Linked DNA regions of Homo sapiens: region 1 is linked to region 2. Evidence: chromatin loops called from intact Hi-C (ENCODE). Cell type or tissue: IMR-90. All regions are shown on one strand. Links, peaks and the distances in the headings refer to the core of each region. The heading gives the core; the rest is flanking DNA.

Evidence for each region. Hi-C counts contacts between places; a loop is a spot of excess contacts. Peaks named below come from ENCODE experiments on the same cell type or tissue, not always from the same donor. Only the 100,000 strongest peaks of a DNase experiment are listed, where the experiment ranks them.
Region 1: a loop joins it to region 2, with 6 times the contacts of the local background. A loop is called at or near these places in 13 of 110 quality-filtered maps.

The regions. Positions count from the first base shown.
Region 1 is chr15:45,008,501-45,024,275 of GRCh38, reverse strand. It overlaps SORD (sorbitol dehydrogenase), which reads right to left and starts at 1,081. Exons shown (of 9, transcript NM_003104.6): 1 at 927-1,081. The coding sequence starts at 992. RefSeq lists an enhancer at 1-362 and a silencer at 1,132-1,301. In IMR-90, for the core only: no CTCF peak of the experiment used is centred there; a DNase peak (open chromatin) is centred at 1,135; H3K4me3 peaks cover 1,610 bases; H3K27ac peaks cover 379 bases.
Region 2 is chr15:45,116,664-45,120,761 of GRCh38, reverse strand. DUOXA2 (dual oxidase maturation factor 2) reads right to left here. Exons shown (of 6, transcript NM_207581.4): 4 at 4,033-4,098; 5 at 3,457-3,671; 6 at 2,341-3,046. The coding sequence ends at 2,853. It overlaps DUOXA1 (dual oxidase maturation factor 1), which reads left to right. Exons shown (of 9, transcript NM_001276266.2): 7 at 1-170; 8 at 442-659; 9 at 1,397-3,396. The coding sequence ends at 1,656. Among named protein-coding and RNA genes, the nearest start is that of DUOXA2, 4.4 kb to the right of the region's middle. RefSeq lists an enhancer at 2,594-2,793. In IMR-90, for the core only: a CTCF peak has its summit at 2,483 (motif pointing right); a DNase peak (open chromatin) is centred at 2,511; H3K27me3 peaks cover 963 bases.

The DNA.
Region 1 (15,775 bases), core at 1-2,500, 95 kb after region 2:
GACGCATGTACTTTGAGGGAAAAGAGGTACAGGGGAGCAGCAGAGATGGCTGGCACTCATCCCACATACCCACTGCCATCCCAGGCCCATCTGAGAGGGACTTTGTCAAGGGAGGCTTGGCATGACTAGGCTGCTGACTCAGCCACTTCCTAAACTTTGGTGCCACAAGCCAGGGAGCAAAAGGCAGGGTCTAAGGCAGAGGACACACATACAGAATGCTCCTAAAGGGACAGAGGCACGGGATTGGAAAGAAAAACTGCTGGAAAGTGAACCAGACAGGGTCTTAGGGAGAGAAGGATCCTTACAGACAAGGGAGCTATCAAGATCCACAAGTCTGGCACAGGCAAGGGGAACAGCAGGGGTTCTGGAGATGGAGGCCTAGACTGGAAGGAAAGGAGAAGGAGCTGGCACTTCCTGAGCACGTACTAAGTGCTGAGTACTCTTGTGATCATCATAATCCTGCAAGGGAGGTTTATCAGTCCCAAGCAAGGGAGTTAAATACAAGTTCTGCTGTTTCTAAGTGTCCTCTGGCCCCCCTTTCTCTGCTCTGCACGGTCTGCCCCGATAATTCAGACAGCCTTAGCATTTCCTTTGGAAAGGTCAATGACAAGAGGCTGGACTATGAATCTGCAGCTGGCAAAGGAGAGAGAAAGCTTCATTCAAACAGTTTGCAACCGTCCTGGGCACCGGCCACGTGCCAGCCACGGGGCTAGGTTCCGGGAGGCACACGACTAGATCCCTGCCCTTCGCAACAGCCACTACCTGCTGCCCCCACACCCCGAGGGGAACCAGCTGGGATCTGGGCAGCCAGGGCGCTTAAGGTGCGGGGCCGGCGCCAGGCTGGAAGTGGGAAGCCAGGACTATGGCTGGGCTCAGAGGAGAGTGAGGCAGGATCGGTATGCTTCCCACCCTCCTTCCCAGCTTACCAGGCGCAAGTCCCCCGGTCCGTGCACCACCAGGGAAAGGTTGTTGGGCTTGGCCGCCGCCGCCATGGAGCTCTTTTGGCTCTGGAGTGCGGCCTGGAAGGCGCGGGACGTTTGGTCGCTCTGGTGGCGCTACCCAGCCGAGGGTCCAGGGCACTGGATGGAAGGTGGGGCCTGGGAGAAGCGCCGCACGCAGGGGCGGGACTAGGCTTCCTCCTTTGTGCCAGCCTGGGCGGCGCTAGCGTGGAGGGGCGGGGCTTCCCAGCCTCCTCCAGACCCGGAGGCGGGGCGGGGCTTCGGGAGGGGGCTGGGAGCGAGAAGCCCGGGTGCTGGCTCCATCTGCAGCGCGCTGTTTTTTTTGTTTGTTTGTTTGTTTGTCGCCGAGGCTGGAGTACAGTGGTGCGATCCCGGCTCACTGCAAGCTCTGCCTCCCGGGTTCAAGCCATTCTCCTGCCTCAGCCTCCCGAATAGCTGGGACTACAGGCGCCCACCACCACGTATTTTTGTTTAGTAGAGACGGGGTTTCACCGTGTTAGCCAGGATGGTCTCGATATCCTGACCTCGTGATCCACCCGCCTCCGCCTCCCAAAGTGCTGGGATTACAGGCGTGAGCCACCGCGCCGGCCCTGCAGCGCGCTGTTTTTGCCGCCTCACATGCAAGCACACACGGCTGCCTTGAAAACCGCCTGCAGAGGCAGTAGGCACCAGACCAGCGCTCTCAAACGTTAGCTGCAGAAGAATTGGGGTGGGGAATGTGAGGCGCTGTTGAGAATGCACATTCTCAGGACCAGCACAGAGATTCTGATACAGTAGGTCTAGGTCTGAGGTGCTGCCTGAGGGTCCATATTCCTAGCAACGAGAATGCTGAGGCTGTGGGTGGAGCACGGTGTGCACTTTGCGAGACAGGTGCTACCATGACGCAGCGTCCACGTCGGCCCTTTGTCTCCAGCCCCCAGGAAAGGGCCTGGCACGAGTAGGAGTAAATGAATTCGTGCATCATTACATGGGCCTGGTGCTTAAGTATAAAAAAGACATGAGGCCGGGCGCAGTGGCTCTTGCCTGTAATCCCAGCACTTTGGGAAGCCGAGGCAGGTGGATCACCTGAGGTCAGGAGTTCGAGACCAGCCTGACCAATATGGTGAAAACCCCGTCTCTACTAAAAATACAAAAATTAGCCGGGCATGGTGGCATGCGCCTTAATCTCAGCTACTCGGGAGGCTGAGACAGGAGAATAGCTTGAACCTGGGAAGCAGAGGTTGCAGTGAGCTGAGATCATGCCATTCAACACCAGCCTGGGCAACAAGAGTGAAAATCTGTCTTTAAAAAAAAAAAAGCCATGAAATGGAATTTGTGAACCTCTTTCTCTCAACTGGATCTGCTGCTTCTATTCAAAGCAGAGTTTCTGCCCAAACTCTTCCTTCAAGCCTCTCAGCCCTCTGAGAAACAGTGAGGTTTTACTCTCTGAGGAGAGAGGCGCTTCTAGATAGGCCTAAGTCTATAAGGCCCCTCCCTCCTTTGAGGATAATGCTCAGGATTTCATTCCCTTACAGTCCCCCCTCCCCAATATGTAACCGCCCAATGGATTCACCTTGCCTGCTGCCTAGACAAAACTAATTTATCAAGACAGGGGAACTGCAATAGGGAAAGAGTTCATGCAGAACCAGCTATGCAGGAGACTGGAATTTCATTATTGCTCAAATCCGGCTCCCCAAGCATTCGAGCATACGGGGACTCAGAGTTTTTAAGGATAGTTTGATGGGTGGGGAAAGGCCAGTGAGTCAGGAGTGCTGATTGTTTGGGTCAGAGATGAAATCATAGGGGATCTAAGCTGTCTTCTTGGACTGAGTCAGTTTCTGGGCGAGGGCCACAAGGTCAGATAAGTGAGTTTATCAATCTGGTTGGTGCTACGCCTTGAGGGACCGGTGCCAGTATAGGCTGTATTTGTTCCTTGCTGAGGGCCCTGGTTCCTCTGGCTAAGATTAGGCCTAGATATTTGACTTGTTGTAGGCAGAGCTGGGCTTTCAGTTTAGACACCTTGCCCGCTTGATTACCTAGAAAGTTCAAGAGATCTAGAGTAGCCTGCTGGCATGAGGCTTCCAAATTGGTAGCCAAAAGTAAATCATCCAGATTCCGTTCCAAGATGGCCAAATAGGAACAGCTCCGGTCTGCAGCTCCCAGTGTGATCGATGCAGAAGACGGTGATTTCTGCATTTCCAACTGAGGTACCTGGTTCATCTCATTGGGACTGGTTGGACAGTGGCTGCAGCCCATGGAGGGTGAGCCGAAGCAGGGAGGGGCATTGCCTCACCCGGGAAGCGCAAGCGGTTGGGGGATTTCCCTTTCCTAGCCAAGGAAAGCTGTGACAGACTGTACCTGGAAAATCAGGACACTCTCACCCAAATACTGCACTTTTCCAACGGTCTTAGCAAATGGCACACCAGGAGATTAAATCCTGTGCCTGGCTCAGTGGGTCCCACGCCCACAGAGCCTTGCTCACTACTAGCACAGCAGTCTGAGGCAGCAGCCTGGCAGGGGAGGGGCGTCCGCCATTGCTGAGGCTTGAGTAGGTAAACAAAGCAGCCGGGAAGGTTGAACTGGGCAGAGCCCACCGCAGCTCTGCAAGGTCTGCTGCCTCTGTAGACCTCACCTCTGGGGGCAGGGCATAGGTGAACAAAAGACAGCAGAAACTTCTGCAGACTTAAACGTCCCTGTCTGACAGCTCTGAAGAGAGCAGTGGCTCTCCCAGTACAGTGTTTGAGCTCTGAGAATGGACAGACTGCCTCCTCAAGTGGGTCCCTGGCCCCCATGTAGCCTAACTGGGAGACACTTCCCAGTAGGGGCCAACTGACACCTCATACAGGCGGGTGCCCCTGTGGGACGAAGCTTCCAGAGGAAGGATCAGGCAGCAACATTTGCTCTTCTGCAATATTTGCTGTTCTGCAGCCTCCACTGGTAATACTCAGGTAAACAGGGTTTGGAGTTGACCTCCCGCAAACTCCAACAGATCTGCAGCTGAGGGACCTGACTCTTAGAAGGAAAACTAGCAAATAGGAATAGCATCAACATCAACAAAAAGGACATCCACACCAAAACCCCATCTGTAGGTCACCAGCATCAAAGGTAGATAAAACCACGAAGATGGGGAGAAACCAGAGCAGAAAAACGGAAAATTCTAAAATCCAGAGTGCCTCTTCTCCTCCAAAAGATCACAGCTCCTCATCAGCAACGGACCAAAGGTGGACGGAGAATGACTTTGATGAGCTGAGAGAAGTAGGCTTCAGAAGGTTGGTAATAACATACTTCTCCCAGCTAAAGGAGGATGTTCAAACCCATCGCAAAGAAGCTAAAAACCTTGAAAAAAGATTAGACGAATGGCTAACTGGAATAAATAGTGTAGAGAAGACCTTAAATGACCTGATGGAGCTGAAAACCATGGCACAAGAACTATGTGATGCATGCACAAGCTTCAACAGCCAATTCATTCAAATGGAAGAAAGGATATCAGTGATTGAAGATCAAATTAATGAAATAAAGTGAGAGGAGAAGTTTAGAGAAAAAAGAGTAAAAAGAAATGAACAAAGCCTCCGAGAAATATGGGACTATGTGAAAAGACCAAATCTACATTTGATTGGTGTACCTGAAAGTGACAGGGAGAATGGAAACAAGTTGGAAAACACTCTTCAGGATATTATCCAGGAGAACTTCCACAACCTAGCAAGACAGGCCAACATTCAAATTAAGGAAATACAGAGAACACCACAAAGATACTCCTCAAGAAGAGCAACCCCGAGACACACAATTGCCAGATTCACCAAGGTTGAAATGAAGGAAAAAATGTTAAGCGCAGCCAGAGAGAAAGGTCGGATTACCCACAAAGGGAAGCCCCTCAGACTAGCACTGGATCTCTCAGCAGAAACTCTACAAGCCAGAAGAGAGTGGGGGCCAATATTCAACATTCTTCAAGAAAAGAATTTTCAACCCAGAATTTCATATTCAGCCAAACTAAGCATCATAAGTGAAGGAGAAATAAAATACTTTACAGACAAGCAAATGCTGAGAGGTTTTGTCACCACCAGGCCTCCCTTACAAGAGCTCCTGAAGGAAACACTAAACATGGAAAGCAACAACCAGTACCAGCCACTGCAAAAACATGCCAAATTTTAAAGACCATCAATGCTAGGAAGAAAATGCATTAAATAATGGGCAAAATAACCAGCTAACATCAAAATGACAGGATCAAATTCACACATAACAATGCATGATGGGTTCAAACATCCTTCTTTAGCTGGGAGAAGTATGTTATTACCAACCTTCTGAAGCCTACTATATTAACCTTAAATATAAACGGGCTAAATGCCCCAGTTAAAAGACATGGACTGGCAAATTAGGTAAAGATTCAAGACCCATCAGTGTGCTGTATTCAGGAGACCCATCTCACCTGCAGAGACTCACATCGGCTCAAAATAAAGGGATGGAAGAAGATCTAACAAGCAAATGGAAAGCCAAAAAAAAAAAAAAAAAAGCAGGGGTTTCAATCCTAGTCTCTGATAAAACAGACTTTGAACCAACAAAGATCAAGAGACAGAGAAGGCCATTACATAGTGGTAAAGGGATCAATTCAAAAAGAAGAGCTAACTATCCTAAATATTTATGCACCCAATACAGGAGCACCCAGATTCATAAAACAAGTCCTTAGAGACTTACAAAGAGACTTAGACTCCCACACCATGATAATGGGAGACTTTAACATCCAACTGTCAATATTAGACAGATCAACAAGACAGAATGTTAACAAGGATATCCAGGACTTGAACTCAGCTCTGCACCAGGCAGACCTAGTAGACATCTACAGAACTCTCCACCCCAAATCAACAGAATATACATTCTTCTAAGCACCACATAGCACTTATTCCAAAATTGACCACATAGTTGGAAGTAAAGCACTTCTCAGCAAATGTAAAAGAACAGAAATCACAACACACTGCCTCTGAGACCACAGCGCAATCAAATTAGAACTCAGGATTAAGAAACTCACTCAAAACCACAAAACTACATGAAAACTGTACTGTTCCTGAATGACTACTGGGTAAATAATGAAATGAAGGCAGAAATAAAGATGTTCCTTGAAACCAATGAGAACAAAGACACAAAGTACCAGAATCTCTGGGACACATTTAAAGCAGTGTGTAGAGGGAAATTTATAGCACTAAATGCCCAGAAGACAAAGTAGGAAAGATCTAAAATCAACACCCTAACATCACAATTAAAAGAACTAGAGAAGCAAGAGCAAACAAATTCAAAAGCTAACAGAAGGCAAGAAATAACTAAGATCAGAGCAGAACTGAAGGAGATAGAGACACAAAAAACCCTTCAAAATAATCAGTGAATTCAGGAGCTGGTTTTTTGAAAAGATCAACAAAATCGACAGACTGCTAGCAAGACTAATAAAGAAGAAATGAGAGAAGAATCAAATAGACACAATAAAAAATGATAAAGGGGATATCACCACCGATCCCACAGAAATACAAACTACCATCAGAGAATACTATAACCACCTCTATGGAAATAAACTAGAAAATCTAGAAGAAATGGATAAATTCCTCGACACATACACCCTCCCAGGACTAAAGCAGGAAGAAGTTGAATCTCTGAATAAACCAATAACAGGTTCTGAAATTGAGTCAATAATTAATAGACTATCAACCAAAAAAAGTCCAGGGCAAGACGGATTCACAGCCGAATTCTACCAGAGGTAGAAAGAGGAACTGGTACTATTCCTTCTGAAACTATTCCAAACAATAGAAAAAGAGGGACTCCTCCCTAAATGATTTTATGAGGTCAGCATCATCCTGATACCAAAGCCTGGCAGAGACACAACTAAAAAAGAGAATGTTAGACCAATATCCCTGATGAACATCGATGCAAAAATCCTCAATAAAATACTGGCAAACTGAATCCAGCAGCACATCAAAAAGCTTATCCACCATGATCAAGTGGGCTTCATCCCTGGGATGCAAGGCTGGTTCAACATATGCAAATCAATAAACGTAATCCATCACATAAACAGAACCAATGACAAAAACCACATGATTATCTCAATAGATGCAGAAAAGGCCTTCAACAAAATTCAACAGCCCTTCATGCTAAAAACTCTAATAAACTAAGTATTGATGGAACGTATCTCAAAATAATAAGAGCTAGTTATGACAAACCCACAGCCAATATCATAATGGGCAAAAACTGGAAGCATTCCCTTTGAAAAGTGGTACAAGACAAGGATGCCCTCTCTCACCATTCCTATTCAACATAGTGTTGCAAGTTCTGGCCAGGGCAATCAGGCAAGAGAAAGAAATAAAGGGTATTCAATTAGGAAAAGAGGAAGTCAAATTGTCCCTGTTTGCAGATATTGTATATTTAGAAAACCCCATTGTCTCAGCCCAAAATCTCCTTAAGCTGATAAGCAACTTCAGCAAAGTCTCAGGATACAAAATCAGTGTGCAAAAATCACAAGCATTCCTATATGCCAATAACAGACAAACAGAGAGCCAAATCATGAGGGAACTCCCATTCACAATTGCTACAAAGAGAATAAAATACCTAGGAATCCAACTTCACAAGGGATGTGAAGGACCTCTTCAAGGAGAACCACAAACCACTGCTCAATGAAATAAAAGGAGACACAAACAAATGGAAGAACACTCCATGCTCATGGATAGGAAGAATCAATATCGTGAAAATGGCCATACTGCCCATGGTAGTTTATAGATTCATTGCCATCCCCATCAAGCTACCAATGACTTTCTTCACAGAACTGGAAAAAACTACTTTAAAGTTCATATGGAACCAAAAAAAGCCTGCATTGCCAAGACAATCCTAAGCAAAAAGAACAAAGCTGGAGGCATCATGCTACCTGACTTCAAACTATACTACAAGGCTACAGTAACCAAAACAGCATGGTACTGGTACCAAAACAAATATATAGACCAATGGAACAGAACAGAGGCCTCTGAAATAACACCACACATCTACAACCATCTGATCTTTCACAAACCTAATAGAAACAAGCAATGGGGAGGCCAGGCACCATGGCTCACACCTGTAATCCCAGCACTTTGGGATGCCAAGGTGGGCGGATCATGATGTCAGGAGATCGAGACCATCCTGGCTAACACGGTGAAACACCATCTCTACTAAAAATACAAAAAATTAACCGGGCATGGTGGCAGGTGCCTGTAGTCCCAGCTACTTGGGAGGCTAAGGCAGAAGAATGGCATGAACCCAGGAGGTGGAGCTGGCAGTGAGCTAAGATTGTGCCACTGCACTCTAGCCTGGGCGACAGAGTGAGACTCCGTCTCAAAAAAACAAAACAAAAAACAAACAAACAAACAACAAAAAAAGCAATGGGGAAAGGATTCCCTATTTAATAAATGGTGCTGGGAAAACTGGCTAGCCATATGTAGAAAGCTGAAACTGGATCCCTTCCTTACACCTTATACAAAAATTAATTCAAGATAGATTAAAGACTTAAATGTTAGACCTAAAACCGTACAAACTGTAGAAGAAAACCTAGGCAAAACCATTCATCACAGAGGCATGGGCAAGGACTTCATGACTAAAACACCAAAAGCAATGGCAACAAAAGCCAAAATAGACAAATGGGATATAATGAAACTAAAGAGCTTCTGCACAGCAAAAGAAATTACCATCAGAGTGAACAGGCAACCTGTTGTCTGACAAAGGACTAATATCCAGAATCTACAAAGAACTTAAACAAATTTACAAGAAAAAAACAAACAACCCCATCAAAAATTGGGCAAAGGATATTAACAGTCACTTTTCAAAAGAAGACATTTATGTAGCCAACAGACACATGGAAAAATGCTCATCATCACTGGTCATCAGAAAAATGCAAATCAAAACCACAATGAGATACCATCTCATGCCAGTTAGAATGGCAATCATTAAAAAGTCAGGAAACAACAGATGCAGGAAAGGATGTGAAGAAATAGGAATGTTTTACACTGTTGATGGGAGTGTAAACTAGTTCATCCATTGTGGAAGGCAGTGTGGCAATTCCTCAAGAATCTAGAACTAGAAATACCATTTGTCCCAGCGATCCCATTACTGGGTATATACCCAAAGGACTATAAGTCATGCCACTATGAAGACACATGCACACATATGTTTATTGTGGCACAATTCACAATAGCAAAGACTTGGAACCAACCCAAATGTCCATCACTGATAGACTGGATTAAGAAAATGTGGCACATATACACCATGGAATACTATGTAGCCATAAAAAAAGGATGAGTCCTTGTCCTTTGCAGGGACATGGATGAAGCTGGAAACCATCATTCTCAGCAAACTATCACAAGGACAGAAAACCAAACACCGCATGTTCTCACTCATAGGTGGGAATTGAACAATGAGAACACTTGGACATAGGGTGGGGAACATCACACATGGGAGCCTGTTGTGGGGTGGGGGGCAGGGGGAGGGATAGCATTAGGAGAAATATCTAATGTAAATGATGAGTTGATGGTTGAGGCAAACCAACATGGCACATGTATACATATGTAACAAACCTGCATGCTGTGCACATGTACCCTAGAACTTCAAGTATAATAATAATAATAAAAGTAAATCATCCACTTGCTGAAGGAGCAGCACCAGAGTTCCTGGACTTGAGAAGTGGCCTAGATCTTGGGTCAGTACCTGACCAAACAGATGAGGGCTATCCCTAAACCCTTGAGGCAAGAATGTCCTCATAAGTAGGGATGTGTCTGTGGAATCCTCAAAGGCAAAGAGAAACTGGGAGTCAGAGGGTAGGGAAATGCAGATGAAGGTATCCTTGAGGTCCAGAACAGTGAACCATTCTGCTTCCTCTGGTTTTTGAGAGAGCAGGGTATAGGAGTTGCGTACAACTGGATATAGAGAAATTACTGCCTCATTGATTAGTCTGAGATCTTGCACTAGTTTCCACTGACCATTTGGTTTTTGTACTCCTAGAATTGGGGTGTTGCAGGGACTGTTGCATTTTCTTACTAATCCTTGAGTTTTTAAATGTCTGACAATATCCTGTAACCCTGTATGAGCTTAAGGCCTTAAGGGATATTGCCTTTGATAAGGAAAATTGGCGGGGTCTTTTAGCCTGATTTGAACTGGGCGGGCATTTTTTGCCCTTCTGAATTGTCCTTCCAATGCCCAGAATTCAGAGTTGATTCCCTCCTCAAGTAGGGGACAACAAATGGGTAATTTGTCCCCCATATTCATATAGATAATAGCTCCAGCTTTGGCTAATATGTCCCTCCCTAATAAGGGTGTGGGACTTTCAGGCATAACAAGAAAGTCATGTGAAAATAGCAAAGTCTCCCAATTACAGCTGAGGAGGTGGGAGAAATACCTGGTTACAGGCTGTCCCAGGATTCCTTGGATGGTAATGGACTTTGAGGACGGCGGTCCAGGGCAGGAGATTAACACTGAGAAGGCTGTGCCAGTGTCCAGGAGGAAATCAATTTCCTGGCCTTCAGTGGTTAAAGTTACCCAGGGCTCAGTGAGGGTGATGACATGAGCTGGTGCTTGCCTCGGGCACCCTCAGTCCTGTTGGGTCATCTCGCTGGGGGCTTCTGGCCCAGAGAATCTTTGTCCTCTGGGGCAGTGCATCTTCCAGTGATTGCCTTGGCATAGTGGACATGGGTGAGGGGGCAGCTTTTTTCTCATTGGACAATCTTTTTTAAAGTGTCCTTGCAAACCACACTCATAACAAGCCCTACCAGGTGATTGGCCTGCTCCATTTTCTGTCCTGTCTGAACCACCAAGGTTTGTTCATGTGAGGGCCATGACTAAGGCTGTGGCCTTTCTCTGATCTCACTTTTCCTACTCGGCCTGTTCCTTTTGGTCCCTATTATAGAACACCGAGGTTGCCAGCTTTAATAATGCCTCAGATTTTGTTCAGGGCCCAGGGCTCGCTTTTGGAGCTTTCTCCTGATATCTGCAGCTGATTGCATAATAAACTTATCTTTTAAGATCAATTGACTCTCAAGGGAGTCGGATGATAGGGGAGTATGTTTTCTTAAGACCTCCCATAGTCACTCGAGGAAGGCGGAAGGATTTTCTTCCTTTCCCTGAGTTATGGTGGACATCATTGAATAATTCATGGGCTTTTTCCTAATTCTCCTTAGTTCTTCTAGAACACAGGTCAACAGATGTTTGTGACTCCAGTCCCCATGATCTGAGTCAAGGTCCCAGTGGGGATCCATCCTGGGGATGTCTTGCTGACTGGTAGGGAGTTTGTCCCTTTCTTCGGCTGTCATTCTATCATTTACTTGACTAAGATACCAGGTATCTCCAAACTCTCAGGCTGCAGCTAAAGCTGCATTCTTTTCATTAAAGGCCAGGGCTTGATCTAACAATAGATCCAGTGAGCCAGGTGAGGTGGTGGCTCACACCTGTAATCCCAGCACTTTGGGAGGCCGAGGCGGGCAGGTCACAAGGTCAGGAGATTGAGACCACCCTGGCTAACACGGTGAATCCCCGTCTCTACTAAAAATACAAAATATTAGCCAGGCGTAGTGGCGGATGACTGTAGTCCCAGCTACTCGGGAGGCTGAGGCAGGAGAATGGTGTGAACCCGGGAAGTGGAGCTTGCAGTGAGCTGAGATTGTGCCACTGCACTCCAGCCTGGGCAACAGAGTGAAACTCCATCTCAAAACAACAACAACAGCAACAAAACAATAGCATGACATCTCTCCAAGTGAGGTCGAAGGTTTGCCCTAGACCCCATAGGATATCTATATACCTATCAGGATCACCTGAAAACTTCCCCAGATCTAACTTGATCTGCTTTAAATCAGAGAGGGAGAAGGGGACTTGTACCCGGGTTGGGCCAAATTCCCCTCCCCCTACAGCTTGAAGAGGACATAACCTATAGCGGGTTTTTTGTGGTCCCTTGGAGATTTCTTTGCTTGTTTCCTTCTGGGTGGGGGAGATTAGAGGAGGCTCATCATTAATAGGAAGGAAGAGGAGCTGTAAGGAGGCTAGGATATGGGGGTAAGCTGAGAGGTCCTCCTGTGGAATGTAGATTGCAAGCTTTGCATAGTTGTGGATTGTCCTTCAGTGAAAAGAAAGCTTGGACATAAGGTATTTCACTCCACTTGCCTTCCTTCTTACAGAAAAGTTCAAGCTGCAGGATACTATTGTAATTTATACGTCCCTCAGGTGGCCATTTTTCCCCATCAGAGAGACAATATTGGGACCAGGCCATAGTGCAGAAAAAAATAAGCCACTTCTTTTTCAGGGTTTGCAGGTCAAATTGGTCCCAATGGCTTAGGATTAATTTCAAGTGTGAGCCTGTTGATCCCTGAGTGTTTCCCACCTGAAAGAAAAAAACGCCAATGGTTTTGGTTTGTTTTTTTTTCTCCTGCCCAAGAACCCGCAACAGGTCCTGGATGCTGCTGTTTGGAATAGTTTTGCTCACAGAAGCAGCAGTGGAAACACTAGTTTTCCTCCTAGACCACAAAGAAGACCGAGGAAGGTCAGATTTAGTTGCCCTTACCAATGCATTCTCAAAAACCTGCACCCTTGCCTTTCCTCTTAGACCACAAAGAGGACCGAGAAAAAACGGATTTAGTGGCCCTTACTGATGCATTCTTAAAAATCTGTTAGAGTCCTAAGCATTTTCTTCTGTTGGTATTGTGACCTTACCCTTATCCTATAAAGATGATATGCCACAAAATGGAGGGGAGGGCCATACCTTGAGGGAGGGAAGGGATCTCCAGGGTTGTAAGAGTGATGCCTTTTGTCTTCACTTCTCATCATATGAACAGGAAGGATATCCGCTGCCCAATTTTGGAGTCTATAATTTCTGAGGCTCCCCATATCTTAGCTTTGGGAATAGCCTTTGTTAGGCCTGCTAGTCTGAGGAGGAATCCTAAAATTCCAGATAGTCCCCTCTGTGATGGGGCTTTGGGCAATAATTATGTCTTTCTGATTGGTGAGCCCGGGTGCCTAAAAAAGGGAACAGAGTCCCGAAATTTATACTAGAAACCATTCTTTTTGGAGAAACTAGAAGAGCACCGGGGACAAGGAGTAGTTTTTAGAAGCAGGACTAGTCTTGAAGAAGAGAGGTGGGAGGAAGTTTGTCTGACAGGCATAGGACCCAGGAGGCAAGGGTCGGGATAGATAAGATAGATGGATGAGTCTCGCTTGGGCAACGTAACTTTGAGCGCTCTGTTCATGGCTGCAGGGTCAATTAACTTTTCGTTGGGACTGCAGAGCTGAATGGCTTTCCTCTCTGTCGACCCTCGGCTCAGCCCAGAAGTATAGGAAAAGCAGAAGCTGTTTCCAGGCAAACCAATGCTCCTAACTCTGACGAGTTGGGGGTTGTTAGACATCCCTTTCCTAGAAAGCCTGACACCCGTGTCTTTAGTCAGGTGGCCACGCTAGTTGCTTCTAACTGGCCAACAGGTGCCTGGTGTTTAGCCCCTGAATTCTAAGGAAAAATAGGACAGAATAGCAAGTGAAAGGGGTCCAATGGTACTCACTGCATGGTGCTATACTGGGCGAGCTCCCAAGTTGTGTATCGAGTTGGTTCGCAGTGGGTTCGTGGTCTCACTGACCTCAAGAATGAAGCTGCAGACCTTCACGGTGAGTATTACAGCTCTTAAAGATGGCATGGACCCAAAGAGTGAGTGGTAGCAAGGTTTATTGTGAAGAGCAAAAGAACAAGCTTCCACAGCATGGTAGGGACTCAAGCGGCTTGTCACTGCTGGCTGGGGGTGGCCAGCTTTTATTCCTTTATTTGTCCCCTCCTATGTTCCATTTCTATCCTATCAGAATGCCCTTTTTTCAGTCCTCCCTGCAATTGGATACTTTCAGGATCCTGCTGATTGGTGCATATTACAGAGCACTGTTTGGGACATTTTACAATCCCCTTGCTAGCTACAGAGCACTGATTGGTGAGTTTTTACAGAGCACTGATTGGTGCATTTTACAATCTTCTTGTAAGATAGAAAAGTTCTCCAAGTCTCCACTCAGCCCAGGAAGTCCAGCTGGCTCCACCTCTCACCAGCACTTTGGGAGGCCAAGGCAGGCATATCACCTGAGGTCAGGGGTTTGAGACCAGCCTTGTCAATGTGGCAAAACCCTGTCTCTACTAAAAATACAAAAATTAGCCAGGCATGGTGGCAGGCACCTGTAATCCCAGCTACTTGGGAGGCTGAGGCAGAAGAATCACTTGAACCCAGGAGGCAGAGGTTGCAGTGAGTTGAGATGACACCACTGCACTCAAGCCTGGGTGACAGAGTGAGACTCTGTCTCAAAAAAAACCAAAAAACAAAAAAAGAAATTCCCCCCAAAGTTAGTTCAGACTTTGCCCAGGAATGAACAAGGACAGCTTGGAGGTTAGAAGCAAGATGGACTTGGTTAGGTTGGATCTCTTTTACTGTCTTAGTTATAATTTTGCAATGGCGGTTTCAATCCCTTCCTTTGGGTTTTATAACACCTTAATCTTAAGGTGTTGGCTAATGAAGATAGAGAAAGGGCAAAGACCACTCTAACTTCTTCCTGCTGACCAGGGGCATAGTCGGGGTAGGTGTTGACCCCAAGGTGAGAGGACTGGAACCACTTTGCTACTGTCTGAGCATACTCATGCAGGATGGCTGAAAAATGTGTTAGTATTGTCATCTATAATTTTAGTATTGCATTTAAGGGAACAGCACACTACAAAGTAAATAATGAGTTCTAGCATAAGGAATGCAATTCCTACTTTTAAAAGTAAAGATTTGAAATCATTAATTTGGAGACTTGTAGTCCACAAATAATTTAGGATTTAGTCCAAACTGCAGAAAAAACTCAAGAACAACTAACAATGAATATTTCTTTATTTTTGGAGCATAACTTTTCTGTCTCCAGTCCCCATTTTTTAATTAAAAATAAATCACAGTAGATCAACTTTACTTGCAAAGTAAGTTTTAGTCTTATTATGCTCTGCCTGATTACTTGCATAAAGTGCAGCAAGAATAATTATTGTTCACATAGGCATTTTAAAATGGCTTTGATGGAATTCTGTTTCATAAGGAATCTCAGATAAGACTTTTTAAAAGCCAAGCCCAGCCACGGGTTTGTACCGTCAAATAACCATGAGTTGGGTAAATTCCTCTTCTCTTGAGGTCCCAAGATAACTTGGGGCTCTTGGGCCTGTTAGAAGGTGACATTCTTTACTTACCACAGATCAGGAACCCTATACAGGGACTGTGTAGACAAGGTATGAGGCCAGTTTTCCCAAGGGGCTTTGTTTTCTCTGTTTTGTTTTGTTTTTGAGACAGGATCTTGCTCTATCACCCAGGCTGGAGTGCAATGATGCAATCTCTGCTCACTGCAACCTCCATCCCCCAGGCTCAAGCAATCCTCCCACCTCAGCCTCCCAAGTAGCTGGAACTACAGGCATGTGCCACCACACCCAGCTAATTTTTGTATTTTTAGTAGAGACAGGGTTTCACCATGTTGCCCAGGTTGGTCCTGAGCTCCTGAGCTCAAGCTGTCTGTCCACCCTGGTCTCCCAAAGTGCTGGGATTGCAGGCATGAGCTACCACGCCTAGCCCCAAGAGGCTTTTATTCCTTAAAGGCAAGCACACAATTCCAGTCAAAGCCTTGGTAAAATAAGCAGTTTCTTCAATTGTGTCCTGTTGCAAAGGAAAACATTCCTATTGCACTTATGGAAATAACTATATTGCCATAAGTTAAGAATATTCACAAATAGTTACCAAATCCTGGGGAAGTCAGGAAGAGAGAATCAAATATGCTCCAAGTTTTGTTTACAGATGTGTACTTTACTCAATATTAAAAGCTGT
Region 2 (4,098 bases), core at 1,259-3,758:
GAGTTCACCTGGCGCCTGGGTGAGAACTATGCTGAGGAGTATGCAAAGGCTCTGGAGAAGGGGCTGCCAGACCCTGTGTTGTACCTAGCTGAGAAGTTCACTCCAAGAAGCCCATGTGGCCTATACCGCCAGTACCGCCTGGCGGGACACTACACCTCAGCCATGCTATGGTGAGGATGGGAAGGAGACGGGGTGGAGGCCCTGGTAGCCTAGATTCAGGAACAGGGTTTCTACCCATCTCTCCTCCACTCATGTGGGTATCTCAGGTGGGGTGGCCTGGCACCAGTCCCCATGGTGCTGGCTTGGGAAGTCCATGGGAAGGAATCCCTACCTCATATCTTTGGGTCACTCTTGGGTCCCTGAACCTCCGCCTGGGCCCATCCAAATTCACCAGCAGGTAGAAGTACCTGGGCCAGTCCTCACTGGGTCCTGGCTCTCCAGGGTGGCATTCCTCTGCTGGCTGCTGGCCAATGTGATGCTCTCCATGCCTGTGCTGGTATATGGTGGCTACATGCTATTGGCCACGGGCATCTTCCAGCTGTTGGCTCTGCTCTTCTTCTCCATGGCCACATCACTCACCTCACCCTGTCCCCTGCACCTGGGCGCTTCTGTGCTGCATACTCACCATGGGCCTGCCTTCTGGATCACATTGACCACAGGTAAGACCCAGCCCTAAAGACAAGCACTAGAAGTCTCAAGGCCAGGGAGGGAGGGCCTGGGGGCATCATGTCGGTAGAGTTGAGGGTCTGTTCCTGGAGGCCAGGATGGCTTTGCCCTCTTTAAAGTCCCACCCTCTTGTATCTCTTATCTCCTGATTTTCTCTCCCCAGTGCCACTTCCCCCCCCTCCTCAGAGATGCCCACTCCCTTGTATCTTCTCTGTCTCTGTCATCCCCTAACTCTCTTCACCCAGCTGCTTCTAAAATCTTCCAACCCCCTGTCCCCTCTTGCTTCCTCCAAATACCCTTCTCTGGGTCCCCATTCTTAAACCCTTCCCTGTCCTGCCTTACACATCCCTAAATTGTCCTGCAGTCTTATTCTCCTCTCCTGTCCCGCTGTCTACTCCCTCATGTGCCTCCTCATGCCTCCTCTGTGCCCTGCCCTTCCCCAGGGTTTTTTTCTTTTCTCTCCCTATTTTCAGAGTTCTCCCTCTCCCCCTTTCTCTCTCTCTCTCTCCCGGGATATAACAGAAGGAGCACTGGGCTTGGAGTCTGGAAACTTAGGACAACAGAGCCACACCAGCCACATGCCCCTCAGCCAGTCACCTCTCTGAGCCCAAGTTGCCCTGAAGCAGGGGCTCTAGGCTTCCCTTAGAGTTGTTCTGACACTCCCAGGGGAAGATATCCTCGGCAGGTGTTACTAGCACTAAGGTGGGACAATTGTTGCCCTCATCTCCAGGACTGCTGTGTGTGCTGCTGGGCCTGGCTATGGCGGTGGCCCACAGGATGCAGCCTCACAGGCTGAAGGCTTTCTTCAACCAGAGTGTGGATGAAGACCCCATGCTGGAGTGGAGTCCTGAGGAAGGTGGACTCCTGAGCCCCCGCTACCGGTCCATGGCTGACAGTCCCAAGTCCCAGGACATTCCCCTGTCAGAGGCTTCCTCCACCAAGGCATACTGTAAGGAGGCACACCCCAAAGATCCTGATTGTGCTTTATAACATTCCTCCCCGTGGAGGCCACCTGGACTTCCAGTCTGGCTCCAAACCTCATTGGCGCCCCATAAAACCAGCAGAACTGCCCTCAGGGTGGCTGTTACCAGACACCCAGCACCAATCTACAGACGGAGTAGAAAAAGGAGGCTCTATATACTGATGTTAAAAAACAAAACAAAACAAAAAGCCCTAAGGGACTGAAGAGATGCTGGGCCTGTCCATAAAGCCTGTTGCCATGATAAGGCCAAGCAGGGGCTAGCTTATCTGCACAGCAACCCAGCCTTTCCGTGCTGCCTTGCCTCTTCAAGATGCTATTCACTGAAACCTAACTTCACCCCCATAACACCAGCAGGGTGGGGGTTACATATGATTCTCCTATGGTTTCCTCTCATCCCTCGGCACCTCTTGTTTTCCTTTTTCCTGGGTTCCTTTTGTTCTTCCTTTACTTCTCCAGCTTGTGTGGCCTTTTGGTACAATGAAAGACAGCACTGGAAAGGAGGGGAAACCAAACTTCTCATCCTAGGTCTAACATTAACCAACTATGCCACATTCTCTTTGAGCTTCAGTTCCCAAATTTGCTACATAAGATTGCAAGACTTGCCAAGAATCTTGGGATTTATCTTTCTATGCCTTGCTGACACCTACCTTGGCCCTCAAACACCACCTCACAAGAAGCCAGGTGGGAAGTTAGGGAATCAACTCCAAAACGCTATTCCTTCCCACCCCACTCAGCTGGGCTAGCTGAGTGGCATCCAGGACGGGGGAGTGGGTGACCTGCCTCATCACTGCCACCTAACGTCCCCCTGGGGTGGTTCAGAAAGATGCTAGCTCTGGTAGGGTCCCTCCGGCCTCACTAGAGGGCGCCCCTATTACTCTGGAGTCGACGCAGAGAATCAGGTTTCACAGCACTGCGGAGAGTGTACTAGGCTGTCTCCAGCCCAGCGAAGCTCATGAGGACGTGCGACCCCGGCGCGGAGAAGCCATGAAAATTAATGGGAAAAACAGTTTTTAAAAAACAAAAGAAAAAAAGGTTTATTTACAGATCGCCCCAGGAGACTTTCCCTGGTGCCTGCGGATGTCCGAGGCCTCGCGCCAGCAGCGCTCAGTGCCCTTCCTGGAGCTCTCCTGGCCCAGGCCTGGCGGGCACTGCTTCCCGGCCTGCGATGTCCCAAGGCGGGGAAGGAGTCCAGATTGGGTCCCCCTCACAGGTTAGTGGTGATACATTTTAAGTCTGGGAGAGCGGCCTGCTTGTGCAGTGGGTCGCCGAGGATAAGAGGTGAGCCCCCTCTCTCCTGGCTGCAGTCCTTGGCGCTTTGGTCCAGAAGGGTGCGAAGAGCGCTGGGCCGAACATACTGGAGACTCACCACGGCCCCTCCGAGGAAGAGGCACAGGACGCCTGTGGCGGTGGGGATCGAAAGAAAGGAGGGCATGTGGAGTCAGGGCTATGTTGCCCAGGCTGGTCTCGAACTCTGGCCTCAAACGACCTTCCTGCCTCGACCTCCCAAAGTGCTGGGATTACAGGCGTGATGCCCGGGCCTTCTTCCATCTTTTGGAGCCTACCCCTTGTGTTACCTCCCGCCACACACCTCTAATCTGAATTACATGAAACACGGCAAGACACCAAACCCTTCTGAGCCCCCCACTTTTCATCTGTAAAATGGTCATAACAGTGCCTGTTTCTGCGAACTATTGAGAGGGGCAAATAGGGTAATAGATGTGAATTCATTCTGTAAACTGGAAAGTGCACACCCGGTGTGAATCCTGTCTCCACCCTTAGCCCCCGGGGCCCATTCTCTCGGTCCTCACCGGTTGCCAGCGTGACCCAGAAGGCGGCGCCGTACTGAGTGGTGAGCGCGGAGGAGCCTAGGCGGAGCGGGCAGAGCGGCACGCTAGAGATGGAGGCCAAGGCGAAGACCCCGAAGAGCGCGAAGGCTCCGGTGGTCAGCAGTGCCAGGCCTCCGTAGAGCGGGGCCGGCGTGGAGAGCAGCACGTTGGAGAGGAGCCAGAAGCAGAACGCCACCCTGCCGGGGAGTGGGGGGACCCGCTGTGAGCGGGCTTCTCCCAGCCCACCGGGGTTCCCACAGCTGCGCTCTTCTTTATCCCTACCCCAGCGTCAAAGCCAGGGACTGGGATGGCAGCGGTGCAGGGGAATTCCCCGGGGGAGAAGCGGGCTCCTGAGGTCCAGGCGGTGGCTGGAGTCTCTCCGGATTCCGTCTGTGCAGATCTCGTGGATCTTCTAACCCGCGAGGCTGTCATGCCCACCCCGAGCGCGTCGGGTCTGGCTGCAGCTGCTCAGCGCCTCCGAGGCCTGCATCCTCCCGCTCATACGGCCCAGCTCCTGGCACACACACACGTGCACACAGCCTTCCCTCCAGCACTTACCATAGCGTGGCCGAGGCGTAGTGTCCCGCCAGGTGGTACTGGTGGTACAGGCCGCAAGGGCTACTC